Regions from separate parts of the Mus musculus genome. Here region 2 is linked to region 1. Evidence: chromatin loops called from intact Hi-C (ENCODE). Cell type or tissue: heart. All regions are shown on one strand. Each heading gives the region's core, and the rest is flanking DNA. Links, peaks and the distances in the headings are about the cores only.

Evidence for each region. Hi-C counts contacts between places; a loop is a spot of excess contacts. Peaks named below come from ENCODE experiments on the same cell type or tissue, not always from the same donor. Only the 100,000 strongest peaks of a DNase experiment are listed, where the experiment ranks them.
Region 2: a loop joins it to region 1, with 8 times the contacts of the local background. A loop is called at or near these places in 1 of 42 quality-filtered maps.

Annotation. Positions count from the first base shown.
Region 1 is chr10:120,419,436-120,424,808 of GRCm38, reverse strand. All of the region lies in intron 3 of Hmga2 (high mobility group AT-hook 2), which reads left to right. Among named protein-coding and RNA genes, the nearest start is that of Mir763, 26 kb to the left of the region's middle. In heart, for the core only: no CTCF peak of the experiment used is centred there; a DNase peak (open chromatin) is centred at 2,488; H3K4me3 peaks cover 474 bases; H3K27ac peaks cover 4,342 bases.
Region 2 is chr10:120,633,627-120,638,999 of GRCm38, reverse strand. 4930471E19Rik (a long non-coding RNA gene) reads left to right here and starts at 2,893. Exons shown (of 2, transcript XR_003948971.1): 1 at 2,893-4,412. In heart, for the core only: no CTCF peak of the experiment used is centred there; a DNase peak (open chromatin) is centred at 2,719; H3K27ac peaks cover 1,921 bases.

The DNA.
Region 1 (5,373 bases), core at 276-5,275:
TGTGGCTGTCTTCAGACACACCAGAAGAGGGCATCAGATTCTATTACAGATGGTTGTGAGCCACCATGTGGTTGCTGGGAATTGAACTCAAGACCTCTGGAAGAGCAGTCAATCCATATGCCCTCCCCCACCGCACCCCCCCTCCCCCAAGAAAAAGAATTTATACCACAAGCTTCCAGTGTGGTTCTGCACTTCTTGCTAGGACAGAGCAATGGATGCTCAGAGCTGCTGTAGTTCACAGGAGGCTCATGATGCAACCGGCATACTACTAACATAGTAAACACGCATCCTAATCAGTGAGAGTTCAAACATGCACACCTCTGGATAGAAGCAGATGGGCTGGAGAGAGAGAGAGAGAGAGAGAGAGAGAGAGAGAGAGAGACGCTTCTGGTCTGAGGATGCTATGAAACATAGTACTGAAGGCCAGCGGGGAGTGGGGCAGAGGACTGCAGCTGACAGAGCGGCAGGCCCATCAGCCTGTGACTTTAGAGCCGTGGGTAGGTGGCTGTTGACAAACCTGAGTTGGGAAGTGGATTAGGTCATGGGAAAGCACATACCGGGCCTCTTGTGAGGATTTGTTTCCTTTGAGAAATCCCATGAGATAAGCGTTGCCATCAGCCTCATCCTACTGTTGAAAGAAGCAAGACACAGAGATGAAGTCACCGATGGCCAACAGCAACAGCGCAGGCAGGGCAGCTGGGCGTCAGAGGGGTCCTGTTTTACCACCTGCTTCTATGTTCTCGACCCACTTCTGTGGCCAGTCACCCTGGAAACTTCCTCTGCTCTCCCCTCTAAAGGAAATCCAAATGACCTTTCTCATTCTGTTCTACCTACATTTATTTTTTTCATAATCATCACAATAGGTAAGGCTTCACAGAGCAGTGGCATCACCAAGTCACAGAGGCGGGAAGAAACAAATCCCTGTGGGCTGGTTTTAGCTACGAATCAACTTAGTCCAGGGAGAGTTGCCCAAATACCACCCTCCCAAATATGTTGCAGACTTAGTAGTTATCAGGCATAGGGTACAACTGAAATAGTGAACTTAAAATATCTTACAATCTTAGTAATCTCAGCTCCCCTAGGATAGAAACCATAGTTTACACATCTCTGGGTACCCAGCCCTTAGCAAAGCCTGAGATGTCCTTGCTGTATAACTGATGTTTGTTGGGTGAAGTGGGCAGAATATGTTCGTAGGCGTGGGCTAGAGTCCTTACATAATCCTTCCTATTCTTTTAGGAACATGTTCTTATGACTTGGTCAATGGGAAAGAGCAAAGCTAACATCTGGTGTCGTTCCAAATTAGTACATTTCTAACATTCTGTGTGAAACATAGACCTTGGGGTAGGGTGATGGGGGCGGGGTGGGGGTGACGGGGAACAGCTGTATCACACAGCTGTCTCAAAGGAGGCACATGGGCCATCATTTTTCCATACTTCCACACAGATTTTTGCCCTCGTGCAGAATAGAAATACTGAGTTTCTCCCCAGCTCAGGCTGCGGTGGGTAGGTCCACACAACTGTTGCTTCTGTGTTTCCTTCAGCTCCTTCATCTGCCCTTTGCTTCTTTCTGATGTAAACACTGCTTTGATGCCAAACCCTAGGACCTAACAGGCCTTTTAGAAAGGCTGGGATAAACAGGCATTGTAACTCCAGAGAGCATCCCAGGTTCACTATTCATGTCTGCCTCCTGAGGCTCCACATAGTGCCAGGCTTACAGAAGACTCACAGAAAACTGGCAAGCCATCTGCAGTTAACCACAGCAATAAACGAATACAGAGGAAACCCGTGGTAAGGACAGGATAAACCGTGAGTGGCTCCATCAGAAGTGATTCACCATGTGAAAAAAAGAAAAAAAGGACAATATTTTTCTCCATACACTCCTGGTTTCCATGGTGACCCCGGAGTAGCATTTGGGGTGACAATAAGGCTTAAGAATGGTTCTGTGACAAGGACTGTGGAGGAATGACCCTGTGATTGTTCATCTGGGTGACAGATACTTGCCAACATATGGTATGTCCCGTTGAAAGAGGTACCCTAAACCTGTAGGCAGCCCAAGATGGTCAAAGGACTTGACAGATGTTCCAACTGTGAGCTGATGAATCAGGAGTACAGTCGAGATAGGTAAGATGCCTGGATAGGTCAGAGTTCCAGCCCTCTCCGCCTCTCTTTGCTGTGGGCCTGCTGCATGTCACGTGTCAGGCCTCAGTATCCCCACCGAAAGTCGGTGGCGATTCCCCTGATAGAGGTATCAGGAGAATTCAATGATTTGAGTTTCAGGAACCCAATCCCGTGCCAGCCTGACAGAGACAACCTTCCCGGTTCGGCAACCCGCTTTCTGCGCATCTCATCCTCTCTGCTACTGTTTCTCTGCCCCATCTCTCAATTGTCCCTCGCCCCTGTCAGATCAGCCGTTTATAAGAATGCGCCTCCGTGTCTCCTGACTGGGGAGCCGGGAGCAAAGGGCTCTGTGCCTCTCCACCAGTACTCACGATGATGGTCTTGGCTAAGGGACAGGAGCTGCTGGCAGAGACCTAAGAGGGAACACACTGTGGTAGCAGCATGAAAGAATTTGGCAAGGAGGGGCTCATCACATGATCGTGATTCATACTGTACTCTTGAAATGTGGCTGGCGAGCTAGGGGGAGGCTTTGAATGGCAGCCCGGAGCAGAGACACTAGTTTTCAAACATCACATTCTTTTTATAGTACAGGCATGCCTCACAGGGAAAATATTGAACTTGGCCCTGCCAGCACCACGAGAGTCGCCCTGAGTGTGATTTTTTTTTTTAAATGTTTGAGTCGTTCTCTGTATCAGATACTCACTGCATAGAGGAAGTCTTCTATTAGGGGTACTTTGAAACTGTGTTTTTAATTAATTAACACTAACTCTGAGCTGGTATTTCATATATTGTTAGCTGACTCTTTCTTCCCTCCCTCTCTCTCTCTCTCTCTCTCTCTCTCTCTCTTTCTTTCTTTCTTTTTTTCTTTTCCTTTCCCTTCCTTTCTTTCTTTCTTTCTTTCTTTCTTTCTTTCTTTCTTTCTTTCTTTCTTTCTTCCTTCCTTCCTTCCTTCCTTCCTTCCTTCCTTCCTCTCTCTCTCTCTCTCTCTCTCTCTCTCTCTCTTTCTTTCTTTCTTTCTTTCTTTCTTCTTTCTCCCCTTGCCTGAAATTCTGGAGACAGTTTTTCAGAGACATTGGTCTCAGCTGGATTAATTTTAAGTTATCTCCGTGAGCGAGTCATCGATATGGGGTAACAGAGCCCGGGAACTCTTCAAAGTGGGGCTGGTTGTCTTGGAATGAACCTGATATACATGGGAACAGGGTAGCTAGGGCCTAGAGGGTCTCTGAAAGTCTGGCATAATACTTTCCGATGCCTTCCACGGTGCTCCAAATCCATTCATCCTGTTGTTAAAACTTAAAACTAGGACCGGCCAGCTGTTGGGAAAAGTCCTTAGTTTTATTTCCACCAAATGGTGCTGCCTCCTGGGGCTGGAAGGAGTCTGACTTTAAGCACAATTATAAATGTGTAGTTCTTCGGGACGGGCGGAAACCTACAAAATGGCCTTGATTCCCAAGGCTCAAAGGCTCTCTGCTTCCCGTGCGCCATAAATCAGTATCTGCATCAGAAAGTGTAAAGACCACAGTGTGTGGAGGCCCTTCTTCCTCTTCGAGTGTGTCTATGACAGATTTATACTGATGGCTCCGCTGCACCCCACTCCCAGGCTCCTATTATAGCCATGCCCCACTGACTCAGGCCCCATTTCCTGCTGAAGGTGAGGCAGGGTCCCTGCACGAAGGGTTGAAATTACATCTCAACTCTTTAATTGCTGTTAATACAGGGAATCTTTCAAGGACCGTAGCAAGCCCCGCTCTGTTCACAGCCACTTTGACTGTCTTCTCACAAGGTGTGGTCACAACTAAAATACCAGGCATTTGGTTTCATGACAAGTTCCTTGGTGACAGGGCAGCCCACAATTCAACCCTTTGTGGAAAGAGCTCAAAGGGATGTTTTGGGAAAGAACACAGCCTCCTCTTTTGTTGTAAGATTCATTTCCTCCATGTGTTTTTAAATTTTTTTTCCTCCTTGAAAGTACAAGCCTAACACTTGGAAAAATAATCTTTAAAAAAAATAAAAATAAAAGGTAGCATTAAAATTTGCAGTTGGAGAGACGGCTCCGAGGTCAGGAGAGACGGCTCCGAGGTCAGGAGTGCTTGCTGTTGTTGAAAGCTCCAGTTAAATTTCCAGCACCTACATGCTGGCTCACAGCCATCCCTAACTCCAATTCCAGAGGATTCTACGGCCTCTTCTGACCTCTGCCTACACTGGGCATGCAGGCACGCACGCAGGCACATGGTGCACACGCACACCTCATGCAAAATGCTCTTACACGTAAAACAAGGTAAATCTAAAAAACCATTTTTAATCCTTTTTGGATTATCTGTAAAGTAGGATTTGTCTTCAAAACATCCTTCTCTCCTGAGGCTTTCGTTCTTGCAAAGGTGGCAGGGTCACAAACTAGTGGCTCCCAAAGACCCCAGCAGTCAGGATGAGACTCAACAAAAGTCCCAGAGTAGTGATGCCTACAGAGAACTGCAAACCAAAGCCCCTCCAGGGGATAAGGGATAGAAGGCATCTGGTCTCCTTTGACAACGATGAACCAAAAGGTGAGCGATTAAGATGCGAGTGGTTCAAGTCTTCAAAAAGGAAATAAATACAACGCCTAACGCAGAGTCCCTTCTCACAAGGCGGGCAGCTAGTTTAGGCCCTTGTGCGAGGTTTTGCCCAGAATTGGCAAACCAAACCAAACCAAACCAAACCAAACCAAACCATTTACAAACATCTCACTAGCTAAAGTGCTATCTATGATGTAATCTTAGTTGAGTTTTGAAGACTTGTAGTATTTATTAAAGTGATCTCAAAATATAAAAACACACGTACATAATGATACCTAGTGTCCGTCCTTCCTTCCTTCCTTCCTTCCTTCCTTCCTTCCTTCCTCCCTCCCTCTCCCTCCCTCCCTCCCTCCTTCTTTGCCTTCCTTCCTTCCTTCCTTCCTTCCTCCCTCCCTCCCTCCCTTCCTTCCTCCCTCCCTCCCTCCCTCCCCCTCCCTCCCTCCCTCCCTCCCTCCTTCTTTGCCTTTCTTTCTTCCTTCCTTCCTTCCTTCCTTCCTTCCTTCCTTCCTTCCTTTCTTCCTTTTTGACTTTTCAATTCATATTATTTCTATTTTCCAACTTAGCCTGAGCCTGGTGTACCCCTGGTGATGGTAATGGTATAAGGGTACCTGCATTTACTTCAGCATGCTAAGGACCCAGACTTAAATAGGAAATCAGATTGCCGGCTGCAAAGCCTAGGTTTAAAACTCTAACCGTCTGCTGCG
Region 2 (5,373 bases), core at 308-5,307, 210 kb before region 1:
ATTTCTACCAGTTCCAAGATTGGCTAGAAGTTCTACATTGAATTTAGTTATTCTGTGCAACACATATTCCTGAATAGCCCCAGAGGCTTAAAGCAACAAACAGGTATTTGACATACCATTATCAACACAGAGTGCTAGACCCTGCCCTCAGCTCTACCTGTGTGCACTCACTATAATCTCACAGCAGCTTCACCAGTGGATGTAGAGTCATTACCTCTGCTCCCCACTGTTTTGTAATTCATCTGGAAGGTCATATAGTTCTGGAGTTGGTACACGGAGGATGCGGTCTGTGTGTGTGTGTGGTCCCCACATCCGAAGCCTCCTCTGATTTGCTGATCTTTGTCTCTTATTTTTCTTTTCAGCCTGGTCTCCCGCAGCACTTCTCAGCTAATGGAGATTAAGGTTTGGCTCTCATGCCTACACTCATTAGAAGGAATTCTCAAGCATTTGTCTAAAATGAAGTCATCTGTGTGCTAGGCACTCAGCATTCATTGATGAGAAAATACAGACACAGTCCCTGCCTCCCCTGTGTGTGCACTGTAGTGTGAGCAGCAGACTCATACAAGGTACCAGACACGTTGATATTCAAGGTATTTATTTAAAACCACTGAGCTGCTAAGGAAGGTCAGAACTGAACATTACAGCAAACAGCCAGAAGGAAGCCAACAGGGCGCTGTAGTTGACACTTCTGGAGGGACTCTTCAGGCTCAGGACCGGCACTGGAATCTATCTCTTACTTTAACTAAGACCTAAACAAGGAGGGGAAGCCTAAAGATAAAGCCAGATTCACAGCATTTAAACAGGGAGAGATGAGGCACTCTTTAATCCAGGCCTCTGCGCAAACCCTTTCCAACAGGGAACAAAAGGAGTTAACTGTGCAGTGATAAAGACAAAGAGAATGGGTGGAAAGAAGAAGGAAGGGAGAAAAAGAAGAGAGGGGAGGAGGGGAGGGGAGGGGAGGAGAGGGGAGGGGAGGAGAGGGGAGGGGAGGAGAGGGGAGGGGAGGGGAGGGGAGGGGCCAGAAGGGGAGGAGAGGGAAGTGGGAAGAGAAAGGGGGGACAAGAGTGTGGGAGAAGAGAGGAGGGGAGGGGAGAGGAGAAGAGGTGAGTGGCCAGGAGGGGAAGGGAGGGGAGGGGAGTAGGGAAGGAAAGTGGAGGGGAAAAAGAGGCCCAAGAGGGTGGGAGAAGAGAAGAGGGCAGGGGAGGAGAGAGGAGGGAGGGGAGAGGAAGGGAGGGAAGGAGAGAGGAAGGGAAGGGCAGGTAGGGAAGGGATAGGGAGAAGGTTGCAGTCTCAAAGAGTGAATGCAATTTCACATGATAAAAGGTGGAAGGCTTGGCTGATCCAACTAAGAACATTGAACACTACTGCAGTCAAGTTACACTATCAACACACACCCCCCCTTAAAAAAAATCTCAGCAACTGAAGGCACTTAGTCTCAGAAAACCAAGGTTGGAAGTGTGGGGACAAGTCAAGAGATGAATCTGGAAGTCAGCGTGGAGCAGCGGAGGAGCCCAGACTCCCCTTCCCTGCTCTCTGGCAGCTGTTGGCCCTGCCAGGACTCCTGGGAGGTACTGTTCTCCACTTCCAAGCTGCCTGGCTCAGAGAGAGTGGTGGGGCAAGGGAACGGGGACGGGGACTGGAGCACAACTATCCTGAAAAATCACAAATCCTATATTCATTGAAGGGAGAGAGGCCTCTGGGTGAATGGGTGCAGGCCAGAGGAGGACATGGAGTCAGGGGTGCTGAGAGCACAGGCAGCCCCCCACCCTCCCTTCCCCCGTGCTTGTGAGCACAAATCATCAGGAGAGGTTGTAAATGCAGCCACGGAAGGGGTTTAAGCCATGGGAGACATTATCTTCTTTAGATTTAAAAAGTTACTCTGGTTGTAGAAAGGATGGATGGCTATACATTTTGCTGGGTCTTCTCATTAAAAAATCATGTATTCCAGGCCCTTGGAACAGAAAGCACCTTTGAGATCAGTTAGCCCAAACCATCCCCTTTCAAAGATAAGCAAACTAAGATGTAAGAAAATTTATGATTTGCACAGGGTCATATAGCTAATAACCGTGTGCAGCTTTTAAACTTGGAGTGGGGAGGTGACAAATGACACTTTTAAGAAATCTTTCCAGGCTCTGTTTCCCTTGGCCAGCCGTGGTGTCTCCCTCTGTTCAACTCTCATCTCACCTTCTTCGTCTCTGTTACACTAGTCATTCATTTGTTACCTTGACCGCAGTGCCTTTGATTCCTGCCTCTTGGGAGAGACGGCAAAAGCAATCTCAGGGTGCAGGAAGCATGGCTTCTGATATATCTGTGACCGGCAAAGTGGTGCACCCGTGTTGTTAAGTGAATGGGTGGGTGGATTCTCTCTCCTTATGCTATAAATTAAGTATTCAGTGCCTGAATATGCGTGTCTAGATTTAACTGCTATAATTAAGGAGCTCAACGGTGCTGTCCAGAAAATCAGCCAGACTGGCTGTGGGGTAATTATTATTACATTGCTGGATTCATCGCAGGCACATTTGGCACCCGCACCTAGACACCCGGGCCCGTGTTGAGAACTTGGCTGGAGATGAGGCTATGCACTGTGTTTTGGCTCCCGGTGAAGAAACAAGCTGCAGACCACAGGTCAGTGGTGATCTAAGTCTGTGCCAGGCCTTCAGCACACAGAAGACAAACATGACTCACTGTGTCTGGGATCTCCCCTGCTCACAGACCTTGGTTTGAGGTCTGACGAGGTCTGGAAGAGACTCAGGGGCAGTGCCTAACTCGGAAGGGTACAGATTGTTTTCGCTGCGAGGTGACACACATCAGCGTTGCGAAACAGTGGAAAACTGGCAGGAGAAGATTCGAGCAGCCCTGATGCCTCTGCTCAGATGTCGCTCTCCTCCTGCCTCTCACTCTGGGCTCCATCATTACAGGGAAGCCACTGTGCTTCGTCTGCCCCAGCTGCCAGGCTGTAATGGTTATCTACCGCTGTGAAGTCGGATGTCCACAGTTACTGGCTTTGTGCCACCTCGGTGTATTGTTTGGTCATGGTTCCGTTATCTGGGTGGGGTCCTGCAGGACACTCCTCCAATGTCCTTGTCTTTACCCAGAGCTTCCTCTGAGGCCGACTTCTAGCTAAGACACGGTGGCTTTACTTAGCAGTATGTCACCACATCTGGGACAGCTGACGCTATTGTGACTGGCAGGTCTCCCCCAACCCCTATCTGTTTCTCCACCTGGGCTCTCACACATCATCACATAGCTAGCTATTCAAGGGTCCTAAGAGGAGAAAAACAAAAGTATCCTGCCTCTTAGAGCACCTTTCTAGAACATCCACAATGTCACACTGGCTATAGCCTATTAGTGACACTAAACAGGTACCAGCCTAACTCTAGGGATACAGGAAATCAAGTCCGCATCTTCCTCTAAGGAATGGCAGAGTTTCTGGCCTTTTCCAGTCTCCTCAATTAGCCATGACACTCCTGAGTCTTCACTGAATGTCCCTTACTTCAGAAAAGCCAGGAATCTGGGGCCTGTGCCAGCTGCCTCAACTCCGACATAAGTTCTTCTCCTGTGTTTTTTCTTCAACTTCATGATTGTTTGTGGGCTCGGCTGCTCCCTGGTTTAACGACCACGTGACTTCTACTAGCATAAAAGTCTGTGATGTGCAGGAAAGAGTCAACTGGTGGGGCAGAGGGAGACTTCTCTCAAGGTTGCTGCTATTCTTGCAAAAGCAACATGCAAGCCTTGGCTGATACCTGGGAAAACTGGGCCTGGGGGGGCGGGGCAGGGGATCAGGGTCTAGAGAAACAGATCCAGTAGGATGAGCATATATGCAGAAAGATACATATCTATATCTTTTGATCTATCTATCTACACACATGTATGTATGTATGTATGTATGTATGTATGTATGTATGTATATGACACCAACTAACAGGATTGCAAATCACCAACAGTGATTCCGAAATGTACAGAGTAGTTTGGTGAGCTTTAGACTCAGGAGAGAAGCCCCGCAGTTCCAGCCCTTGGGCTGGCAGGGTGAACTGACCTTACTTAAGTCCAGGAGCAGTCTTGCTCAGGGAGGTGGCCTGGGCTTGGTCTCTGGCTCACTGGGTAGGGCTCATCTGTATTATTTCTAGCCACAAAAAAAAAAAAAAAAAAAAAATCCACTGGTGTGAAAGTTTATCTCTTTCTAACCCACTGGTGTGAATGTTTATCTCTTTCTAACTCACTGGTGTGAATGTTTATCTCTTTCTAACCCCCCTCTGAATCAATGAAAAGGAGCTTCGGCCTTGTGCCTAGCATTTGCCACAACCGAGAAGAACGCCATGGTGTGTCAACTGCATAAGGATTGGTTCAGACTGAACACCTGTGCTCAGAGTACCAAAAGGAATAGAGAAAGGAGTCTCCAGGCTGGAATCTCGGTAAGTGCTGGGTAGGGTCTGTGTGAAAGGCCCACAGTCAAGCACCTAGGCACCAAGTCCTGTGGGGGGGGGGGCTCCCTGACAACCCCCTCTTTCCTATTTGCTGTCAGAACTTATTGCCATAGAAATGGACCCATCTTAAGGGATACGCCTTAGTGAGGGCTCCTGGAAATTTGGCCTTGTTTTCTGCTGAGTTTGACCCAAGGACCTTTTGCCCTGGCTGAGTTTGTCTTGTATCTTTGTGGTGTTAAGAATCTTCACCACAGGTAGGACTTTCCTGCAGGGATTCCCCCCCAGTCTCCCAGGGCAAGTAGATAATGGCAAATTGTTGGCACAGGATATCACCAATTGTTAAGGCAACTGACACAAGAATATCATATCTCATATATTTGAAATTACCTGCAGACAGATTCTGTCTTAAATGTGCAGCTCTGCACTGTCGATGGGGGGAGGGGGTTGTCAATGTGGCCTCTCATTTAGAGGGTATTCTTGGGCCACAAATGAGGATGGCCATTTGAGAGGGTGGCGCGTTTGAATGAGAATAGAACATGGAGGTGGTGGGGCCTAGTGGCAGAGAACATTTTAGACCCTGGAGACATGGTTGGGTCTGGATTACGATTGTCCTGGTTGTAACACCATATGAACGTCAGTTTCCAGAACTGTAAGCTGGTTGGGAAATGCTCCTGAATATTATCTGTTAACTGCTTACCCTATCCTGGGGAGTTTCTGTATGAACTCACTTAAAACTCACCACAGTCCTATCCAGTAAGCATTATTTTAAACTGTGTTGGAAACTCAGAAATACGGAGGCAAGGAGGGGGTTGGGGTTGGGAGGGGGAGGGTTTTGAGGGAATTGTGCTAATACCCACAGCATTCAGGTACGGGGGTAGCAACAGGGGAGATTAAAAGAATACACACATACTAGCTAGGGGATCTATCAAAGTATCAAAACCATTTGAAG